Regions from separate parts of the Homo sapiens genome. Here region 1 is linked to region 2. Evidence: chromatin loops called from intact Hi-C (ENCODE). Cell type or tissue: heart right ventricle. All regions are shown on one strand. Links, peaks and the distances in the headings refer to the core of each region. The heading gives the core; the rest is flanking DNA. Region 1 has its middle 42 kb from the start of FAM124B. Region 2 has its middle 32 kb from the start of FAM124B.

Region 1 (10,698 bases), core at 1,112-9,111, 74 kb after region 2:
GGATTTCAGGCCTTCACACTTGGACTGGAATTTATACCATTAGCTTTCTTGGGTTTCCAGCTCACAGATGGAAGGTCATGGGACTTCGCAGTCTCCATAATCACATGAGCCATTTCCTTATAATAAATATCATTCTATTTATTATTTATATATACTGTTGGTTCTGATTTTCTGGAGAATCCTGACTAATGCAGTTACCTTTTCTTCTCCTCCTCCTCCTTTTCCCCTTCCTCCTGTTCCTCCTCCCACTTCTTCTTACAATTTAAAAGATCTAAATAACACAAGAGGCAGTTGGGGAAAGCAGTGTATTAGCCACTGCTATCTCCTTAATCTACAGCCACCCACTCCAAATAAATATGCAATCTAAGTAAAATCAGTATGTTTGCTTTGCAGATGAGTTCCAGAGAAATAATCTTAGGCATTCCTAAGGAGGTGGCTGCCCCAAATTACCTGCTACACTGGAAATTCTAGCATGGCCACAGAAGACATTCTGCCTTTCTTTTGAACCTTGTCATTTTTTTCACATTTGCCCCTGGCATCACACAAAAATTCCTGTCCAGGGCTTTAAGCTTATTCATAGCCACCATTCCTTTACCCTCCTGCCCTGTCCAGCATGGCTAAATGCTCTGGCCTCTGGATTTGTGAGCTAATTCCTATTCCCAGTGCAAGTTCTTCCACCTCCCAACCTTACACCATCATGAGGATGGTCATGTCAATATAGAAGTCACTCTACTCTTGACCACATAACTCTCCTCTCCACTTTCACAGCCCCTATGTCAAGGTTTTGTTTATACATCCCACCCAGCTGTGCCTTTTCCCCACCACCACCACACCCTCCCACCTACCAAATCCTTTATTTACTCCAAACATAATTCATCACATAGAATTGGGATACTTTATAAATAACATTTCAGTGAGGCAAGGCAAGTCTTCACAGGCCTTTGCTTAAGAGATTTAGTCATAAAATGCCTAAAGGATTTATTTATAATATAAACTCAAACTTTGCCATGTAAATCCCATAGTATGGCCCTGAGAGCAGAATGAGAACATTATTAATTTACTTACTATTTAATTATTCTCCCTTTTCTCTATCACCCCTGGAATGTAAAAATTCCAGAGGCAGGAAGAATAGCTTCCGCTTTTTCTGACATCCAAAGCTCCTTTGCACCCTGGGAAGGCTAGCCTTGGGAATGACAAGAAAAACTGGGTATTTCCTGAAGTCAAAATGGATTTTGAAAGACAAATTGTCCCTCTATGTAGTCCTGACTATGGTCTCCTTTCCCATTTTTTGTTTTAATTGATCATAACTTTGATTACAGAGCTGTTACCAGCTCCTTTGTGCCACAGTGTGTAAACTTATCTATTATTCTTAAATAGAACCGATTATAACTAAGAAAATGCCAATATTTAGATTAGTTTGTGTAATATAGTCAGTGCTCCTTATCCGTGGGTTCTGCATCCATAGATTCAACAAACTTTGGATCAAAAATATTCTGAAAAAAAGAATGAATGCTTGCATTTGTATTAAACATGTACAGACTTCTTTCCTTATTATCACTTAAACAAAATAACTATTTACACAGCATTACATTGTATTAGGTATTATAAGTAATCTAGAGAGATAATTTAAAGAGGATGTGCATAGGTTATATGCAAATACTACACCATTTTATATAAGGGACTTGAGTATCCTTGGTTTTTATATCCTGGAACCAATCTCCCACAGATACTCGGGGACAACTGTGCTGCTTTTCAGATAAAACAGGAAGTATGTGACTATGTATAAGACATAGACAGTATTACTAATGAATTCGGGTCGTTTGTTTATTTTTTTAAAATATCTATTGAGTGCCTATTAAAGCTGTGGCATGACTTCTACAAAAATAGTTTAGTATTATGAATACCAATGTTAGTAATGACAATTATATTTGTTAATAGCAGCTACCAGGAGTACACAGGTACTTAATATCACTTAATTCTCACAAAAATCCTATTTAGCAGATGAAGAAGCAGAGTCTCTGAGAAGTCAGTAACTTTCCCTCCCTACGTCCTATCCTCCACCCCTACACCCCCCGGATCATGCATCTTAGAAAGGCCCAAATTCAGATTTGAATTGATTTCTTTTGATCACAACTTCCATATTCTCCTACAAAGTCATAATCCAAAGAAGAGAGTAATGGAATGAAATATCCTCAGTCTACAAAATACTTTGTACGGTTCATCATTAAAGCCACATTTCCCATCTTCAGCTTGCAAGCAACCATCTAATCCATTAAAATTACATTTCTTGAATTGAGTTTACTCATAATTGCCTTCCTTTACCTCTTAGCTCAATGCGATGCTTTAAAGTATTTCTCCCTATTTTTCTTTTTCTCTTTCTTTCCTTTTTTTTTTTTTTTTCGCCCAACACTCTCCAGCTGAAAGCTGTGAAGTAATGACTGTTCTGCATTGCTGGGGACCTGCTCTATTTGTTTTCTAGCTACTTAACCCACTCACTTGAACTGGAATCCCTGTTGATCAGTGTGAAGATTCAAAGGGGCAAGCTATTTCTCATTCCTACAGTTTACTTTCTACTCCCCAGTTATTGAGTTATTGGGGGTAGGTCCCTTCTAACTCTACCCATTTTTCTCTAAGGCATTAATTTGGCAACCAAATGGCAAAGTCACCCTTTGAATGTTTCCTTTCATTGGGTGAGCATTACATAAGCAACCTGTGACAACGTGGCCTTTATGAAGCAAAACCTGACTCACCCAAGTGAGAAGGGGGAAGAGAGAAGCTTCATCCTTGATAACGCATTACCGGAACTTCCAGGTTCTATTCTGGCCCAGGTAGTCAGTGCTCCCTGCCTCTGCAGGCTTGCGGGCTTGCCATTCAGATATCCGTGGCTTCATCCCAGCTACACACCCTCACCTCTTTGACTCTTCCTCTAACAATAGTGCTGGCACATTTTAGTGCAAAGAGGAAAGAAGGAACAAGCTTTTCAGTATCCAGGACAGCACACAGTCATAACCACAAGGGGAAAAATAGGAATGAAGAAGAGTGGATTGCCATAAACCTCATCCAAAGGAGATGGGTCAGGGGGCCTCAGGAGACTGTGGGACCGACTGTTCCAGTTTGAGAACCCACTTAGAGAACCCGCTGTCTCACCCATCACTGGATCTTTTCATGATGGACATGGGGGAGGGGTAAGGACTGGGGTACTAGAGAGTAAAAGAAGACAGTTTCAGTCAGGTGCGGTGGCTCACGCCTATAATCCCAGCACTTTGGGAGGCTTGAGCGGGTGGATCAACTGAGGTCAGGAGTTCAAGACCAGCCTGACCAACATAGTGAAACCCCCCGTCCCTACTAAAAAAAGTACAAAAAATTAGCCAGGCCTAGTGGTGCGTGCCTGTAATCCCAGATACTCGGGAGGCTGAGGCAGGAGAATCGCTTAAGCCCAGGAGGCTGAGGTTGCAGTGAGCCGAGATCGCGCCACTGCACCCCAGCCTGGGCGACAGGGCGATACTCGTAAAAAGGAAAGAAAGAAAGAGAGAGAGAAAAAAAAAAAGAAAAAATATAGTTTCCATGACTTTTTGTTTGTGTAGGATGCAAAGTGACTGCTGTGTGCTGTGAAAGATGGGACAAACGGCTTTGAGCTCAAGGGACATGGATTTGGGAGGAATTCAAAATGTGAAGCCTAACTCAGGATTCAGGAACCAGACTAACAGAGGGCAATGAAACAAAACCAGAGAACTCAGGCCCAGAGCCAGCGAGGGAGAGGAAGGACGCCGAAGCGTAGCGTCCCGCGCCGCCCCCCGCCAACCCGGGAGGACGCAGACCCCCCAGAGCCGGTGTCCAGCCCCACCTCTCCGGGCGCCTGCAGGAGGGGAACCGCGCGTCCCATCGCCCGGACCCCGGGCCGGCGGCGCGGCCGAGTCCCGCTGCTTCCGCACTCGCCCCGGGACCCGGACCCCCGCCCCACCGCGCCCCTCCACCTCCCCGCCGGCCGGTGCCACGTGTAACGCCGCGGGGGAATCCCCGGGGACACAGGGCTGGCTGGATTCGCCTCTCGGCCACAGCTCTGCGCTCCACGAGCTGCTCCTGCCCGGTCCCCGCAGGACTCGAACCCGCGACACCTCTGCCGCGCCCTAGCCCTCGCGCCCCGCCGGAGTCACCCCCTGACACTGCCAGGATCCCCGCCCGGCTGCGGGCACCACGTCCCCCGGGCCTTCGCGGGGCCCCGAGGGCCAAGACCGAGGACGCGCCGAGCCGAGGCTGCCTGGGGACCTGGTCCATCCGGTTCTGATGGGGTCCGCAGGGAAAAGGCACTATCCCGGAAAGCTTCCTGGAGGAGGGGAGCGCGAAGGACGAAACTGGGCCTCCCTCTAGGCGGAGCTTAGTGTTTAAAGCTGGCCGGCCTTTCTCCTTTTCATAGTAATTATTCTCTCACTAAGCTCAGGAAGCACGCCCTCCACCATCTCATTAAGCGAACCGGCTGTGGCTGACTCTTCCCTCCTCTAACAACTGTGGCTCCTCATAGCCGGCACAATGACGTCCAAAGCTGTCGGCTCCCGCACGGGTTCCTCCCTTTGAGGCTTGTCTTTCGCACTCCTTCCACCTGCTCGGAGAACTGCGCCCAGGTGGGTTCAGCAACTAGCAGGTGCCATGAAGAGACCCTCAGAGAAGCGGCCGGCCTACCTGGCGCCCGTTACCCCTCTCGCCGCAAACCCACTTCCCTGAACTGTTTTGCAGTTCACAGCCTCTCTCCCCGCTCTAAAAACTAAAAACAAATGAACACTGAAGAGCTCCAGGCTTCATTTTTTTTTTTGAGACGGAGTCTGGCTCTGTCGCCCAGGCTGGAGTGCAGTGGCGCGATCTCGGCTCACTGCAAGCTCCGTCTCCCGGGTTCACGCCATTTTCCTGCCGCAGCCTCCCGAGTAGCTGAGACTACAGGTGCCCGCCACCGCGCCCGGCTAATTTTTTGTATTTTTAGTAGAGACGGGGTTTCACCGTGTTAGCCAGGATGGTCTCGATCTCCTGACCTTGTGATCCGCCTGCCTCGGCCTCCCAAAGTGCTGGGATTACAGACGTGAGCCACCGCGCCTGGCCCCTCCAGGCTTCATTTTTTAATTTTTTCATTCTTCCCTTCCTCCCTGAGCATCAGGAAGTTGCAACGGTTTTGCTGCTTGCACCCTCACATAAATGCACACGGCTCACACTCCAGCCCCAAGTGAGAGATTCGCCTCTCGGCCACAGCTCTGCACTCCACGAGCTGTCACGTGTTCCTGACAGGCAGGTCTCTTCTGTTTCCTACCCCATCCTCCTCCCTCTGGGATCTGTTCAGCAGATACCACCATGCCAGACTCCTGCCACTTTTCCCACCCACCCAGGAGATGGGAGAACAGATGTCAGTTTTCCCTTAGCAGTTGAGGCCAGCCAGGGTTTTCCAAAAGGAACATTACTCCTGAAAAGTATTTAAGAAAAAGTAATAAAACTTGCTTTAAAAAGTCAATCGTGGAAGTTCCAGTTTCTAGCCATTCCTTCCTTCCTTCCATTTGCTCTCCTGAAGGTTTGATCCAGAGATGCCCTCTAATCCTTGGGTTGTTCTCCTCCCCGTCCCAAAAGTCTTTCCCCAGGAGGGGTGGGATCTCAGCCACAGCCTGGTAGCTGTCATGCCTATGAGATGGTCTTAAGTTAAATGTGCACCGAATTGAAGACAGTTAACTTGATAAGTTGCTTGTTTTATAGGCCAAGTCTCAGATATCTTCAGCATATAAAAGCCACAGCCATGCCCAGTGGGGGTTACTAATTTTCTTAGAGTGACATCATGTGGTAAAGACAGGACCATCCAGCCTGGCTTTCAAAGTGCTGTGATATGTTGAAAGATGCAAGATGTGGGAAGTGAGAGAACCCCAAGGCACGAACCGAAGCCAGAATCATGGAATCTTAGGAGTCGAAAGGGACTAAGAATTTCTGACTCCCTCCCACCCAGTTCCAGAAGCCCCTAGTAAGGCTTCCCCCAGCGCTCCCTTAAGACCTGTGCCTAGACCTGGGGGCTGGAGGGTACCGTCCAACCTTGCCTGCAAAAGAGATGAGCCACCCACACCTGAAGAGAGGGAAGCCAGACCAGTTGTGATCGGGCTTCCTCTGTTGCACCTCAAGAAGCAAATCAGATGTTCCCTTACAGATGGAACACTCAAAAAGTTCAAAAGATGTTTTTACAAAGGGTTGCCTGATCCTAACATGCCATGAACACTGGGCTTAATAGTCCCATCAACTAAAGACTGAAAACAGCATTTTCCCAAGTGTGCTCTGTAGGATTCAGTAGATTTTGGGTGAATAAAAGGATTCCATGGTCAAACACATGCGGATTAAACAAATATGGGACTTAAAAAAAAGTAAACAGGGTAACATGAGGGTTGCTTGCAGTCTTAGAGCGGTTGTGTATCTTGGCTGTATCAAGGTTAATATCTGGTTTTGATAATCCACTATAGTCTTGCATGATGTTACCATTGGAGGAACTGGATGAAGGGTAAACAGGATCTCTCTTTTATTTATTTATTTATTTATTTATTTATTTATTTATTTATTTATTTTTGAGATAGGATCTCACTCTGTCGCCCAGGCTGGAGTGCAGAGGCGCAATCACATCTCAATGAAGCCTAAAACTCCTGGGCTCAAGCAATCCTCCCATCTCAGCCTTCCGAGTAGCTAGAACTACAGGTGTGTGCCACCATGCCTGGCTAACTTTTTATCTTTACTTTGTAGAGACGGGGATCCCCAGGTTGCTCTTGAACTCTTGTTCTTAGGTGATCCTCCTGCCTCAGCCTCTCAAAGCGATGGGTTTACGGGCCGAAGCCATGGCACCCAGCGCATGATTATATCTTATATTGTTTACCTTATTATACCTATACGTTTATATACATACTATGTTTTTTATATGAGTCTATAATTATCACAAAATAGAAAGTTTAACTTAAAAAATCAAACAGTTTACAGTAGCACTTCTTAGAGAAGTTAATAACCTATGTAGATTTTTAATTTTTTTTTTTTTGAGACGGAGTCTCGCTCTGTCACCCAGGCTGGAGTGCAGTGGCGCAATCTTGACTCACTGCAGCCTCCACCTCCCTGCTGCAAGCAATTCTCGTGCCTCAGCCTCCCAAGAAGCTGGGATTACAGGTGCATACCACCATGCCCAGCTAACTTTTGTATTTTTAGTCGAGACGGGGTTTCACCATGTTGGCCAGGCTGGTCTCGAATTCCTGAGCTCAAGTGATCCACCACCTTGGCCTCCCCAAGTGTTAGGATTACAGGCATGAACCACCGCGCCCAGCCTGATTTTTAATTTTTAAAAGGGTACCAGTCTCTATGTGCCCCCCGGTTATGCTGGTGTGGGCAACTGCTGTACTGAGTCAGAGCTGGTGTGCATGACCAAGAGAAGACATTGGAGTATTCTGAGGCTAGGTCAAAATATCCCTTAAAAGTTCCGCTTTGGCCTCTTAGATATATATAAAGCTGAATTCTATTTGCATTTGCCTGTGACTTTCTCTTCTTCTGCTGTCCTTGTCCTGTCTGGGTATCAAGGTTATATAAGTTTCATAAAATTAGCTCGATAACTTCCTCTCTCTTTTTTTCTCTGAAACGGTTTAAGATAAGACAAATGGCCTGGGCGCGGTGGCTCATGTCTGTAATCCCAGCACTTTGGGAGGCCGAGGCGGGTGGATCACGAGGTCAAGAGATCGAGACCATCCTGGCTAATATAGTGAAACCCCGTCTCTATTAAGAATACAAAACATTAGCCGGGCGTGGTGGTACGCACCTGTAGTCCCAGCTACTCAGGAGGCTGAGGCAGGAGAATCTCTTGAACCCGGGAGGGGGAGATTGCAGTAAGCCGAGATCGCGCCTCTGCATTTCAGCCTGGGTGACAGAGAAAAAAAAAAGTTAAAAAAAAAAGTAAAAGAAAAAAACGATAGGACAAATGATCCTCAAAAGTTTGGTAAGACCTTCCCTGTAAAAATCATCTGGCCTGGTTTCTAAACATGTCTAGAAGACACAATCTTTTTTCAAGGGGTAGAGAGAATGCTAGGAGAACCTTTTGAGGGCTACTTTAATTTCTGTTATGGCTATGGGTTTATTCAAAATTTCTTTGTCGTTTTGGATTAGTTTCTGCAGTTCATATATTTTTTAAGAAAAGTAAATATTTTATCAAAGTTTTAAATGTTCATGTGTAGTTTAAAAAATGCTTACTAAATCAATAGATATTGCCTCTTCTTATTTCTTATTATAGATTAAAAAACGGCTTTTGATTTTGTTGATTCTCATTCCTTTTTTTTAATACTTTGTTACTTTCTGCTCCTGTTCTTTTTTTTTTTTTTCTGAGATGGAATCTCTCTCTGTTGCCCAGACTAGAGTGCAGTGTAATCACCTCGACTCACTCCAACCTCTGCATCTGGGTTCAAGCAATTCTCCTGCCTCAGACTCCCAAATAACTGGGACTATAGGCACGCGCCACCACACCAGGCTAATTTTTGTATTTTTAGTAGAGACAGGGTTTCACCATGTTGGCCATGCTGGTTTCGAACTCTTGACCTCAAGTGATCCTCCTGCCTTGGCTTCGCAAAGTACTGGGATTTATTCCCACAAAATGAAATTCTAATAACTTTTTGCTGAATTCCACAAATGTTGGTATGTAACACATTTATTAGTATTCTCGTCTTACATATGCTGTCATTTCCATGGTGCCATCTTTTTAAAATTAATCCACAAATTATTCAGGATTACATTTTAGAGTTTCCAAATGTGTGTGTATATTACTTATTTTATTAGTACTTTTATTTACTCATTTTGGTATTTTTTATTGTTGAATTCTTATTTAGTTTCTTTTTTTTTCTTTTTTTTTTTTTCTTTTTTTGAGGAGGAGTTTCGCTCTTGTCACCCAGGCTGGAGTGCAGTGGGAAGATCTCAGCTCACTGCAACCTCCGCCTCCTGGGTTCAAGCAGTTCTCCTGCCTCAGCCTCCCGAGGAGCTGGGATTACAGGCACCCACCACCACGCCTGGCTAATTTTTTTTTTGTATTTTTAGTAGAGACGGGGTTTCGCCATGTTGGGCAGGCTGGTCTCGAACTCCTGACCTCAGGTGATCCGCTCGCCTTGGCCTCCCAAAGTACTGGGATTATAGGTGTAAGCCACCGCGCCCGGCCTTCTTTTTTTATTATTTAGTTTCAGTGTGACCAGAAAATGAGTATGGTCCATCTTTCAGGTGCCTATAAGTTCAAGAGTACTATATGTTTCTCTTACTTTTAAGTTCTTTCCTTTTTTATTTATATAATATTTTATGTAAAAATTAATGTATTTATATATAGTATAATATAAATTATATTTTGTCTAAAATCGATATTGCTATTCCAGCTTTTTAGGTTTATTATCTGATTACTGTTTGCATGAGACAAGTTTCTCCATCCCTTTAGTTTCAATTTATCTCATTGATTTCATTTTGTGTGTATTTTCTATAAGAATGCTATATGCTGGCCAGGCGCAGCGGCTCACGCCTGTAATCCCAGCACTTTGGGAGGCCGAGGCAAGTGGATCACCTGAGGTCAGGAGTTCGAGACCAGCCTGGCCAACGTGGTAAAACCCCGTCTCTACTAAAAATACAAAAATTAGCCGGTGGTGACACATGCCTGTAATCCCAGCAACTCGGGAAGCTGAGGCAGGAGAACTGCTTGAACCCAGGAGGCGGAGGTTGCAGTGAGCTGAGATCTTCCCACTGCACTCCAGCCTGAGCAACAGAGCAAGACTCTGTCTCAAAAAAAAAAAAAAAAAAAAAAGAATACTATATGCTATAGTCTGAATGTTATACCCCCACAATTTGTATATTGAAATTTAATTACCAATGTGATGGTATTAGGAGGTAGGCCCTTTCAGCAGTGATTAGGTCATGAGAGTGAAATCAATGTCTTTATAAAAGAGGCTCCAGGGATCTGCCTTGTCCTACCATGTGAGAACATGTCTAGAAGGCTCCATCTATGAACCACAAAGTGAGCCGTCACTAGAAAACCTGTCTGCTGTTGCCTTGATGATGGACTTCCCAGCTTCCAGAACTATGAGAAATAAATTTCTGCTGTTTATACAGAGTTGATGGTACTTTGTTACAGCAGCTGGAACAGACCAAGGCACTATGCCTAGAGTTTTTAAAAACTTAATCATACAGTCTCTTACTTTTTTATAGCAAGCTTACTCCATTTTCTAATTTTGTATTATTGATTGATTTAAAATGATTTCTACCCTCCTAGTTTTGATTTTCTGTTCACCTTCATTTGTCTTTCTTTTCTTTCCTTTTTTTAATAGTTTATTGAATTAGTGAAGCTTGCTATATTACCCCCTTTTGTTTTGGAAGTTACTTATAGTGTTTTCATTTTTTGACTATTTACCTTTAGTTGTCAACATACATATTCATCATATATTTTTCTAAATAATACAAAATGCTTAGTAATTTTACTTTTTTGTTCTGAACAACGGCAAAAAGTCCTTAGCACATATTAACTTCACATTTACATTTCCTCTTCAATTTATTATTATCTAGAGAGTTTTAGTTTTGTACTTCTTAGAGCACAACAAATAAAAATTGAGAATATTTTTATAGTCAATGGTTTATAAAGATTCATTTATACTTTATCAATTTCTGTGATTCCCCTCCTTATTTTGCGTTCCATATCTTTCC
Region 2 (10,698 bases), core at 1,201-9,200:
CATACTCCTTTTTTCTTTCAGTGTTTCTCATGGAACAGACTTGTACCATGCAGTCACTCCCAGCTCCCAAGTCATCCACCCGACAGCAGGTGACCTCACTGGGTCTTTGTGCAACTCTGACTCAGGGGTAACTAAACAGAAACTACAGAGCTATCGGCCGGGCGCGGTGGCTCACGCCTGTAATCCCAGCACTTTGAGAGGCTGAGGCGGGCGGATCACGAGGTCAGGAGATCGAGACCAACCTGGCTAGCACGGTGAAACCCCGTCTCTACTAAAAATACAAAAAATTAGCCGGGCGTGGTGGCAGGCCCCTGTAGTCCCAGCTACTCGGGAGGCTGAGGCAGGAGAATGGCGGGAACCCGGGAGGCGGAGCTTGCGGTGAGCCGAGATCGCGCCACTGCACTCCAGCCTGGGCGACAGAGAGCGACTCCATCTCAAGAAAAAGAAAAAGAAACTACAGAGCTATCAATTGAAAAAGGAAAGCCTTTGCCTTTGTGTGAAAACTGAGGCTCTAGCACTTCTTTCTTAATACATTTAAAACATGGCCTTCATCTCCTCTTCCTGGATACCCTCCTTTTCACGCCACTTGGGGCAAGAAAACTGTTCACAGCCTCATATGACAGCTGAAAGGATAGAGAATATAAATTTATTTCATCACGTACCTTTCTATTTTCATCCACTTCTGTAGGCTTTCTGCGGAAGTAACACAACAAAACCTAGCACAGGTACAGAAACTTAGAATCTTAATGTTACGACGATATAGAGACATGCTGGTCTGTAGCGTAACTGAATGGTGCCCCACCATATTAAATTCAAGTGCTGATAAAGAGTGCACTTTTTAGACTTAATCAAAACTGCCCAGGACACTGATATACTTTCGCCTTTTTCTTAAATGATGCTCACAGCAAAAGGGAAAAATTTTCCTTATGACGCTGACTTCGGCTGCCTCATTGGACTATCTCTTCTTTATATGCAAGCTGCAAATATTCACAAAGTCAAATTAGGCATTAAATTCAGACTCACCCAGACTTTCATGGGTGTGACTGAAGGCAAACTCTGGCCCACGTCGGTGTGGTCAAAACAGATGAGTAACCATCGAAGGAGGTGATATGCTCACTAATTATGTATCTCGTGGATCTGATCCCAATCTGGCTTTCGTTCCTTAGGTTTTCATTCCTATGGCAGGCTTTTTTAGGGCAACATTTACAAAAAGATGCTTATGTTTTTACACTTTTGCACTTGGGAAACATTTTTGTGGCGTCTGCAGGGCCCTTTTAAAGCTTGCTCATTTAGCAGAGCAATGCGCGATGTAATTGAAACCTGTTTCTCTGGAGTACACCTACTTCTTTCTTCAAACATGGGAGAACTGTTCTTTTGCAGAAAGCTCCAAGAATCCATTTAAATCCCGTGGTTGCAAACCAGGCCAATATTTCCTCAGTGCCCAGCACTGTGTGGTTGCTTGGTAGCAGGCAATCAAGACAGACTTCGTGGGAGGCTGGCTGGAAACCCTCCATGTACACAGGGTGGACACACACAAACCTTCAAAGCAGTGGGACATCGGTGCTATCATTTAATTATCTTTGTGGCTATGAAGTGTCTCACTAGAAATTATTCCATTAATACTTCTTCCCAGTAGGTGTTTCAGACTGATGAGGCAGCGGCTTAGGTGGTAGAACATGGTAATTATGATTTTTTAAACGACTAGATGGAAGGCAGTCAAAAACAAATTTTAGTCTCTTACTTTTCAATTTGTTAGAACCACTTTACTGTCCATATGAAGGCTTCTTTTCACGCCTCAATTGTTCTGGGCCAATTTAAGAAAATTAAAAATTTGGCAAAGGGATTGACTTGAAAAAGAAGGGTTAGAGTAAAAACATACTTAAAGGCTGTGGCCACACGTGGTTCAAGGCTTGGCAGCTTACCCTGTAATTTGATATGAGAAAAATATTGGGAGGAATGGGAGAAAGCCAAAATTATTTACAGCTGGAATCCAAATAAAATCAAACCTATGCAATGTGTGGGCTGTATTTATACTTGTCTTTATCTATTATTAATAACCAAGTCAGCGTGTAGCATAATACTTGGCACACAATTTTATTGCTCTGAATTATGGGGCAGAAATGATTGCCTGGAATTATGAAAAACAGGCCTCAGGGAGCGCATATTAAAACCAGGGATCTATACATATGTACATACATACCCAACACTGACACAATAGGTTAAGAGCAGCACCAAATTTATGGATAAAGTGCTAAGGGGCCACAGTCCAAGGAAACCCAATCTTTCATTCTTTCTTTCCCTTGTTCAGGCACTGTTTTATGTCCTATGGATACAGTTATGGAGATGACAGACAGATCCTAGCTCTGATGGAGTGAAAGACAGAGGAGAGTTGGGTGGGGAGAGAGAGAAAGAGAGCAAGCAGTGGAGTGGGCAAAGGGAGGGTGACACGTAATACAAATAAATGACTGAACCAGAAAAGATTATATAAGTGCTCTGTTGTAAGTTGATGGTAGCCCCCCAAAAGGTTATGTTCACACCCTAACCCCCAGAACCTGTGAATGTGATCTTATTTGGAAAAAGAGTTTTTGCAGATGTTATTAAATTAAGGATCTTGAGATGAGTTCATCCTGGATTATCTGAGTGAGCCCTAAACCAAATGATAAGTGTCCTTATAAGAGACACAGAGAAGACACAAAGAAAAGAAGGCGATGTGAAGACAGGGGCAGAGATTGAAGCTAGGAAAGGCCTGAAGCCTCCAAAAGTTGGAAGAGACAGGGAAGTCTCTCTTTGGGTTCCATGAAGGCAAGTGGGCCTGACAGCACCTTAATTTTGGACTTCTGGCCTCCAGAACTATGACAGAATAACTTTAACTTTCTGCTGTTTTAAGCCATGAAGTTTATGGTCATTTGTTACAACAGCCCTAGAAAACTAATACAGGTTCTAAAGGAAACAAAACAGACTGAGGGTCACTGTATGCTGGGGGATCTCACAAGGTCAAAAGACATTGAAACATAAGCAAAGCCCACATCCAAGGACCCTGATGTGGCTTGGCTGTGTCCCCACCCAAATCTCATCTCAAATTGTAATCCCTATAATCCCCATGTGTGGAAGGAGGGACCCAGTGGGAGGTGATTGGATCATGGGGGTGAGTTCCCCCAGGCTGTTCTCCTGATAGTGAGTGAGTTCTCACAAGAGCTGATGGTTTCATAAGGGTCTAGCATTTCCCGTTTGCACTTCTGTCTCCTGCCACCATGTAAAGAAGGTCCTTGCTTCCCCTTCGCCTTCCGCCATGATTGTAAGTTTCCTGAGGCTTCCCCAGCCGTGTGGAACTGTGAGTCAATTAAACTTCCTTTGTTTATAAATTACCCAGTCTCAAGTATTTCTTTATTGTAGTGTGAAATGAACTAATACAGACCCCCTCACGGGGACATGAAAAGGGCCTTCCTCTCTTATTGCCAGGTACAGTTTTGGCCAGAAATGGACGCCTGCTTTTGCTGTCTCCTCTCACTTCTGTCCCTTTCCTGCACAGGGTCCTTCCCTGTCGCTCTGTGGGGCTGGCTTCCTCCCTCCGGTCCCCTCATCCTTCATTCCAACAAATGGACCCAGAGCCACGGCCCCACCAATCAGAGAGCCCTGCCACACAGACCACCCAATTGGCCCAGGAATGGGTGTGTGACTCGGGCCAGGCCAATCAGCGTTCTCCCTGTGGATTTTCTCCTGGAGCTCTCTGAAAAGACAAAGTCTTCCCACTCCAGGGCCGAGCTGATGGGATGTGGCTCTGGGGCTGTGATCCCCTGACAACAGTCTTTTTAGCTACATGACCAATAACTTTCCTTCTCTCCCTTTTTGTTTAAGTAATCCATTCTCAGTCACTCTTGCTTATAAATCAAAGGGCCCTACACTAATTTGAGGCTCTGTCCTGGTAACCTAGGCCAGACCACACGTGGCCTGCAGGATTTGTTTTGTGTAGCCTGGACAAAAGTTAACAGGAGGACCTACTTCTCCAAAGGGACCCTGCCTCCATCTTTGTGTCCCCTCCTGCTTCCTTCTTAGCCTGCTAAAGGAGTAGGAGCTGGGCACCTTACTGTCAAAGCCATGGAAGAGGAGAAAGGAGCAAACCAAAAGGAAAAGAGTAAAAGAATCAAAGCCAACAGAACATCCAGACCATCAATTTCTTAACATTGTGCCCCAATTTTGTACCTGGCCTCAACCCAATCAGTGTTGCACCTGTATCAGCCTCCATTATTTGCTGTAAGAGCAGAACTGATTCTGGCTGATTCAGGCTGACAATGAATTTATCAGAAGGCTGGAGAACTGGGCTCAGAAAACTCACGAGAACTGTGGCAGAATCACAACCAAAATCAGGCCACAGAACCAGGTGGGTCCAAAGGCTCCGCCGCCCCCACGGTCAAAGACTAGACATCGCTTCTTCCTTTGACCAGAGCAATGCTGACCACGTCCTCTTCCCACCCAAAAGAAATCCGCCGCATTCTTGAGTGTGAACATCAAAACTCCAGGTGAGACTAGCTGACTGTCCAAGTGTAAGTCATAAGCCCAAGTCACGGGAGATGGGGATGGGACATCTTTCAGGTGAGCTCTGCCTCCCACCAAGACTCCTATGGGGGAACTTTCTAAGCATTAATTAACTTTTAAATATCTACCATGTCTTCTCTTGGGGTGAAGCAGAGGGGGGAAAAAAGGGTTTGGCGATTCGGCCACAGTAATTTACATAGTGTTACAACAGTGCCCTCTAGTGACAGACTTTTGATAGGGTGAAAAGCAAGGTAAATAAGATACACATCCCATAAAAAATCCTGCTGAAATTCAGTCCTGCTTAATTCTGTGAATTAGATCATTGCACAAAGCAAGAGAAGATTCCCAAATGCAACTGCAATCCCGTGAGAGGACATAAAGGAACCATGACTTTTAATGGGTGTTAGCTTGAATTAACCACCGTCAGTGCCCGCAGGAACTCAAACAGCCCTATACAATGAGAATGACAGCATCATTTCTGCTGTGACCCTTGAGAATCGCTTGACCGAAGAGAAAAGCTGCTCCTTAGAAGCCCCCACATCCCCAGATCCCCTCATTTGAGCTGCACTCAGGGCTCCTGCAGTGATTCTGGCTGGTGGAGCCCTGTGAAGCCTGAACAAGCTCTAGGATCTGGCTCACAGGACATGACTGTGGGACCAACAGAGGAGGCCCAAACCTTGGGGGTGAGCTTCAGATAGAGCACAACAGCACAAACCATGAAAGACATGTGCAGTGATGCTTGTACACTAATAAGGACGAGATGAGGAAGAAGCCACTGCTGCTGTAATAGCTCTGCAGCCAACAGGCAAACTAGGAAAAGTACATACCTGAGAAAAGCAGAGAGGGCTCTCTGGAGTGGGCCCAGAACTTGGGATACAAACATGAATGATATAGTTCATGTCTGCTATGGTCTGAATGTTCCCCCCCACCACCCAGAATTCATATGTTGAAGCCTAGCCCCCAGTACGATGATATTTTGAGGTGGGACCTTTGGGAGGTGATTGGGCCATGAGTGTGGAGTCCTCATAATGGAAGTAGTGCCTTTAATAGAAGAGGCACCAGGGAACTAGCTCTCTCTGTCTCCCTCCACCACATGACGACACAGTGAGAATGTGGCCATTTGCAGGCCAAGAAGAAAGTCCCCATCAGAACTGGACCATACTGGCAGCCTAAATGCAGATGTCCAGCCTCCAGAACCATAAGAAATAAATTGCTGCCCAGTCTATGGTTTTCTGTGATAGCAGCCTGATATAGTTTGGCTGTATCCCTATGCAAATCTCACCTTGAATTTTGGGTCCTATAATTCACATGTGGGAGGGTCCTGGTGGGAGGTGATTGAATCATGGGAGTGAGTCTTTCCCCTGCTGTTTGCGAATATTTAATAAGTGTCACGAGATCTGATGATTTTATAAAGGGGAGTTCCCTTACACAAGCTCTCTTGCCTGCCACCATGTAAGACGTGATTTTGCTCCTCATTCACCTTCCATTATGATTATGAGACCTTCCCAGCCATGTGGAACTGTAAGTCCATTAAACTTCTTTTCTCTATAAATTACCCAGTCTCAGGTATGTCTTTACTAGCAGCGTGAAAACAGACTAATACACAACCCAAACTCACTAAGACTATATCTTACTTTCTGGCTTCCAGAGAATGGAAGCCTCTTCCACATTCCTATTCCTTGCTGTGCATTTGTTGAACAAATTATTTGTAAAAGCAGCTACTCTGGTCCTGACATTGCGCTAGGGCTTGGGTGCCAGGGTTGTTTTAATAACGTGTCAGCTGGTCAAGCCCCTGCAGCAGGGATTTTAACTTGAAACTCCATGACAACAAGGAGTCCACCAGGCAGGTCTGGGCAGAAAGCTCCAGGCAGATGGAACAAGTGGGGCATGCTTGAGGAGCAGAAAGGAAACCAGGGTGACGCCAGTTTTGTGTGTGCACAGTGTGGAGGCAGCGTGGACCGCGTGAAGCTCAGGTCACTCTTCTTGCCCCCCTCTTCCTAATAGATTGAAGCCAGGCTGTTAGGCTAGTGGTCAGAGACACAGACACTAGCCTGACAGCCTCGCTTCCAATCCTAACTGTGCCCATGACTCATTGCACAGTCCAGGATTAGGCTCTAGACCTCTCTGTGCCTCAATTTTCTCAACTGTAAAGTTCGGATCATCACAGCACCTACCCCACAGGACTTTTGTGAAGACCAAAATGTTCAAGAGAGTGCCTCGCATGTGGGAAGTGCCAGATAGCTCTGTCATCAGTATCAACTCTAATTCAGTATTATTGTCTCTCCTTAGAATTATTATCCTCAATATAAACAGACACTTTTCAAAAGAAAACATACATGCGGCCAACAATCATATGAAAAAAAGTTCGACATCACTGATCATTAGAGAAATGCAAATCAAAACTGCGATGAGATACCATCTCACACAAGTCAGAATGGCTATCATTAAAAAGTTAAAAAATAACAGATGCTGGTGAGGTTGTGGAGAAAAAAGAACGTTTATACACCATTAATGGAAGTGTAAATTAGTTCAATCACTGTGGAAGATGGTGTGGAAAGTCCTCAAAGACCTAAAGAAAGAAATACCATTTGACCCAGCAATCCCATTACTGGGTATATACTCAAAAGAATATAAATCGTTCTATTACAAAGACACACACACATAGGTTCATTGCAGCACTATTTTCAATAGCAAAGACATGGACTCATCCTAAACGCCCATCAATGATAGACTGAATAAAGAAAATGTGATACATATACACTATGGAATACTATGCAGCCATATAAAGAATGAAATCTTTTCCTTTGTAGTAACATGCATGCAGCTGAAGATCATTATCCTTAGCAAACTAACGCAGGAAGAGAAAACCAAATACTGCATGTTCTCATTTATAAATGAGAGCTAAATGATGAGAACACATGGACACAGAGGGGAACAATAGACACTGAGGCATATCAGAGGGTGAAGTGTGGGAGGAGGGAGAGGATCAGGAAAAATAACTAATGGGTACCAGGCTTAATACCTGGTGTGACAAAATAATCATACAACCAACCCCCATGACACAAGTTTACCTATAAAACAAACCTGCACATGTACCCCTGAACTTAAAAGTTAAAAAAAAGAAATAAACTCAGTTAAGAGCAGCTTTTTGCTTGACAATAGAGATGTTTATGTAAGAAAGGCCTAAATTGCATTTTTGACATATGGAAGAAATTTTATATATGACAAAATTATTTTGAGCTATAATCAATGAAACTAATTATGATAATATTCAGAAGTGAATGTCTAAGAACAAATAAAAAATAAGTGTCCAAAAAAGAAATAGACAATGAATATTTCTTTTATTAAATTTTGAATATGGAATCATACCAATTAAAGGTAAAAAATAAGTAATAAAGTACAAAAGAAAAAAAAGAATTATTGTTCTCAAGAGACTCACCTCAGAAACATCTCTGGCAGAACTGGGATTTGTGAAAACAATACATTTCTTCTTCCAATAAGAGAGACTTTGTGTCTCCAATAACTCAGCTAGGTTCTCTGGAATAACAAGACTTTTTAAATAATTATATTAGAAAATAAATTTTGATGAAATCAAGTTTTTAATAACATACATCCTAATTATGTGGCCTAGGGGCCATAAGCACCTTTTCCTCTTACTTGCTACAGCGAATTTTAAACATTGCGAATTGTGAGAAATGTTTAAGAAACATCTCAAACCTCGGGTAAGGATTTAGTAGGTGCAAAACAAGGGAGCTGTGGATGCAGAGATCAGTTTGTTTCTAAGTGACGTGGGTTTAGTTGACCCAGAGCAGAATCCTGAAATGAACTAGAAACTAGGGAGAATTTCCCCAGAGATCTCTTATTGCTCATTCTCTGAGCTTAGGCGAGGAGGCCCATTTAGAAGTTGCAGCTGCGTCTCAGCCCCTTGAGGGAATCCTGGGAGATGCAGCAAAGAAAAAGTATTTTAAAACAGAGCAAAGAATAAAGAGAGGATCAAATTGAAGCACAAAAAGAAGGGAGAAACAGAGGGAGGGAAGGGAAAAGAAATAAAAAGGGAAGGAAAGGGAAGAGAAAGGAACAGAGCGAAAGGGAAAGACCAATCCATGATGGCTTAGAGAAGATGCTAGGAAGTCACACGGTAGTGAGTTTTTCAGGAACTTCTGAATATATTTTGTAACATGGAAATGTAATTGAGGAGCTTTTAATCAACAGAAAATGCAGTGTGTGCTTGTGGCTCCATTCTCCTGTTTTATGTTTCCCTTCCCCTTTCTCCTTCTTTCTCTGGGAGGGAAGGAAGGAGCCTTTCCACCAGCAATCCTTCCATGCATAACTGGAGTGACCGAGCAGGTTGTTGAAGGGCAATGGAAAGACCAAGGCTGCCTTACAAAGTTCCCATCAAGCAGAAGGCACATGGCAGCTGCTGCTGAGGCTCCAGCTTCACCTGCCTTTGTAAGCCAAGGTGTGTCCATCTCTTCCTATCGTCTCCTGCTCCACCCTCAAATCTCACATCCCTTGCTCTACTTCCACTAATAAACTAATATGTTTGCAAGCTTCCAAATGTTACCATCTCTGTTAACGTTTAGCAATGAACAAATAATACCTGCAAAAAGTGTGAAATATTATTAATAAGGTTAAAAATAGCCAAATAACTGCAACGCAACTGATTTTTAATATGCCTATACAGGCATACCTTGTTTTATTGTGTTTGCTTCATTGTTTTTTTGCAGATTTTGGGTTTTTTTTTTTTTATTTTACAAATTGAAGCTTTGTGGCAACCCCTGTGCCAAGTGAGTCTATTGGCACCATTTTTCCCACAGCATGGGCTCACTTCATGTCTCTGGGTCACATTTCAGTAATCATCACAATAGTTCAAACTTTTTCATTAGTATTATATCTGTTATGGTGATCTGTGATCCGTGATCTTTGATGTTACTATTGTAATTATCTGGGGGCACCACAAATAGCACCCATATCCATCAATGTCATATGTGTTGTAACTGCTCCACTGAATGGCCATTCCCATCTCTCTCCCTCTCCTCAGCCCTTCCTACTCCTTGAGACACAACAATGTTGAAATTAGGCCAATTAATAACCCTACAGTGGCTCCTAAGTGTTCAAATGAAAGAAAGTGTTGCACCTCTCTCACTTAAATTAAAAGCTAGAGGCTGGGCACGGTGGCTCATGCCTGTAATCCCAGCACTTTGGGAGGCTGAGCTGGGCGGATTACCTGAGGTCAGGAGTTTGAGACCAGCCTAGCCAACATGGCAAAACCCTGTTCTACTAAAAAAAAAAAATACAAAAATTAGCCAGGCATGGTGGTAAGCACCTGTAATCCCAGCTACTCAGAAGGCTGAGGCAGGAGAATCGCTTGAACCGGGGAGGCGGAGGCTGCAGTGAGCACTCCAGCCTGGGTGACAGAGCGAGAGACTCTGTCTCAAAAATGAATAAATAAATAAATAAATAAATAAATAAATAAATCAAAAGCTAGAAATGGTGCAGCTTAGTGAAGATGGCATGTCAAAAGCTGAAATAAGTGAGGTTTCTTGTACCACACAAGTTAGCCAAGTTGTGAATGCAAAAAAAAAAGTTCTTAAAGAAAATAAAAAGTGTGACTCCTGTGAACACATGAATGATAAGAAAGCAAGACAGCCGTATTGCTATATGGAGAAAGTTTGAATGGTCTGAGTAAAAGATCAAACCAGCCACAACATTGCCTTAAGACAAAGCCTAATCCAGAACAAGGCCCTAACTCTCTTCAATTCTGTGGAGGCTGAGAGAGGTGAGGAAGCTGCAGAAGGCAAGTTTGAAGCTAACAGTGGTTGGCTTGTGAGTTTGAAAGAAGGAAGCCATCTCCATAACATAAAAGTACAAGGTGAAGCAGCAAGAGCTGATGTACAACCTGCAGCAAGTTGTCTGTGAGATCCACTAAGATCATTAATAAAGTGGCCACACTAAACAAAATATTTTCAATGTACATGAAACAGCCTTTCATTGGAAGAAGATGCCATCTAGGACTTACACAGAGGAAAAGTCAATGCTTGGCTTCAAAGCTTCAAAGGACAGATTGACTGTCTTGTTAGGAGCCAATGCAGCTGGTGACTTAAAGTTGAAACCAATGCCCATATACCATTATGCAAATCCTAAGATCCTGAAGAAGTATGCTAA

The links. A loop is a pair of places that touch in the nucleus more often than their neighbours do. Peaks named below come from ENCODE experiments on the same cell type or tissue, not always from the same donor. Only the 100,000 strongest peaks of a DNase experiment are listed, where the experiment ranks them.
Region 1: it touches region 2 in a loop (4-fold over the local background); 61 of 110 quality-filtered maps call a loop at or near these places.

Annotation. Positions count from the first base shown.
Region 1 is chr2:224,438,435-224,449,132 of GRCh38, forward strand. No RefSeq gene overlaps it. Among named protein-coding and RNA genes, the nearest start is that of FAM124B, 42 kb to the left of the region's middle. RefSeq lists a silencer at 4,138-4,197. In heart right ventricle, for the core only: no CTCF peak of the experiment used is centred there; DNase peaks (open chromatin) are centred at 4,084 and 4,437; H3K4me3 peaks cover 1,255 bases; H3K27me3 peaks cover 1,476 bases.
Region 2 is chr2:224,364,465-224,375,162 of GRCh38, forward strand. No RefSeq gene overlaps it. Among named protein-coding and RNA genes, the nearest start is that of FAM124B, 32 kb to the right of the region's middle. RefSeq lists a silencer at 8,548-8,842. In heart right ventricle, for the core only: CTCF peaks have their summits at 4,755 (motif pointing left) and 4,955; no DNase peak of the experiment used is centred there.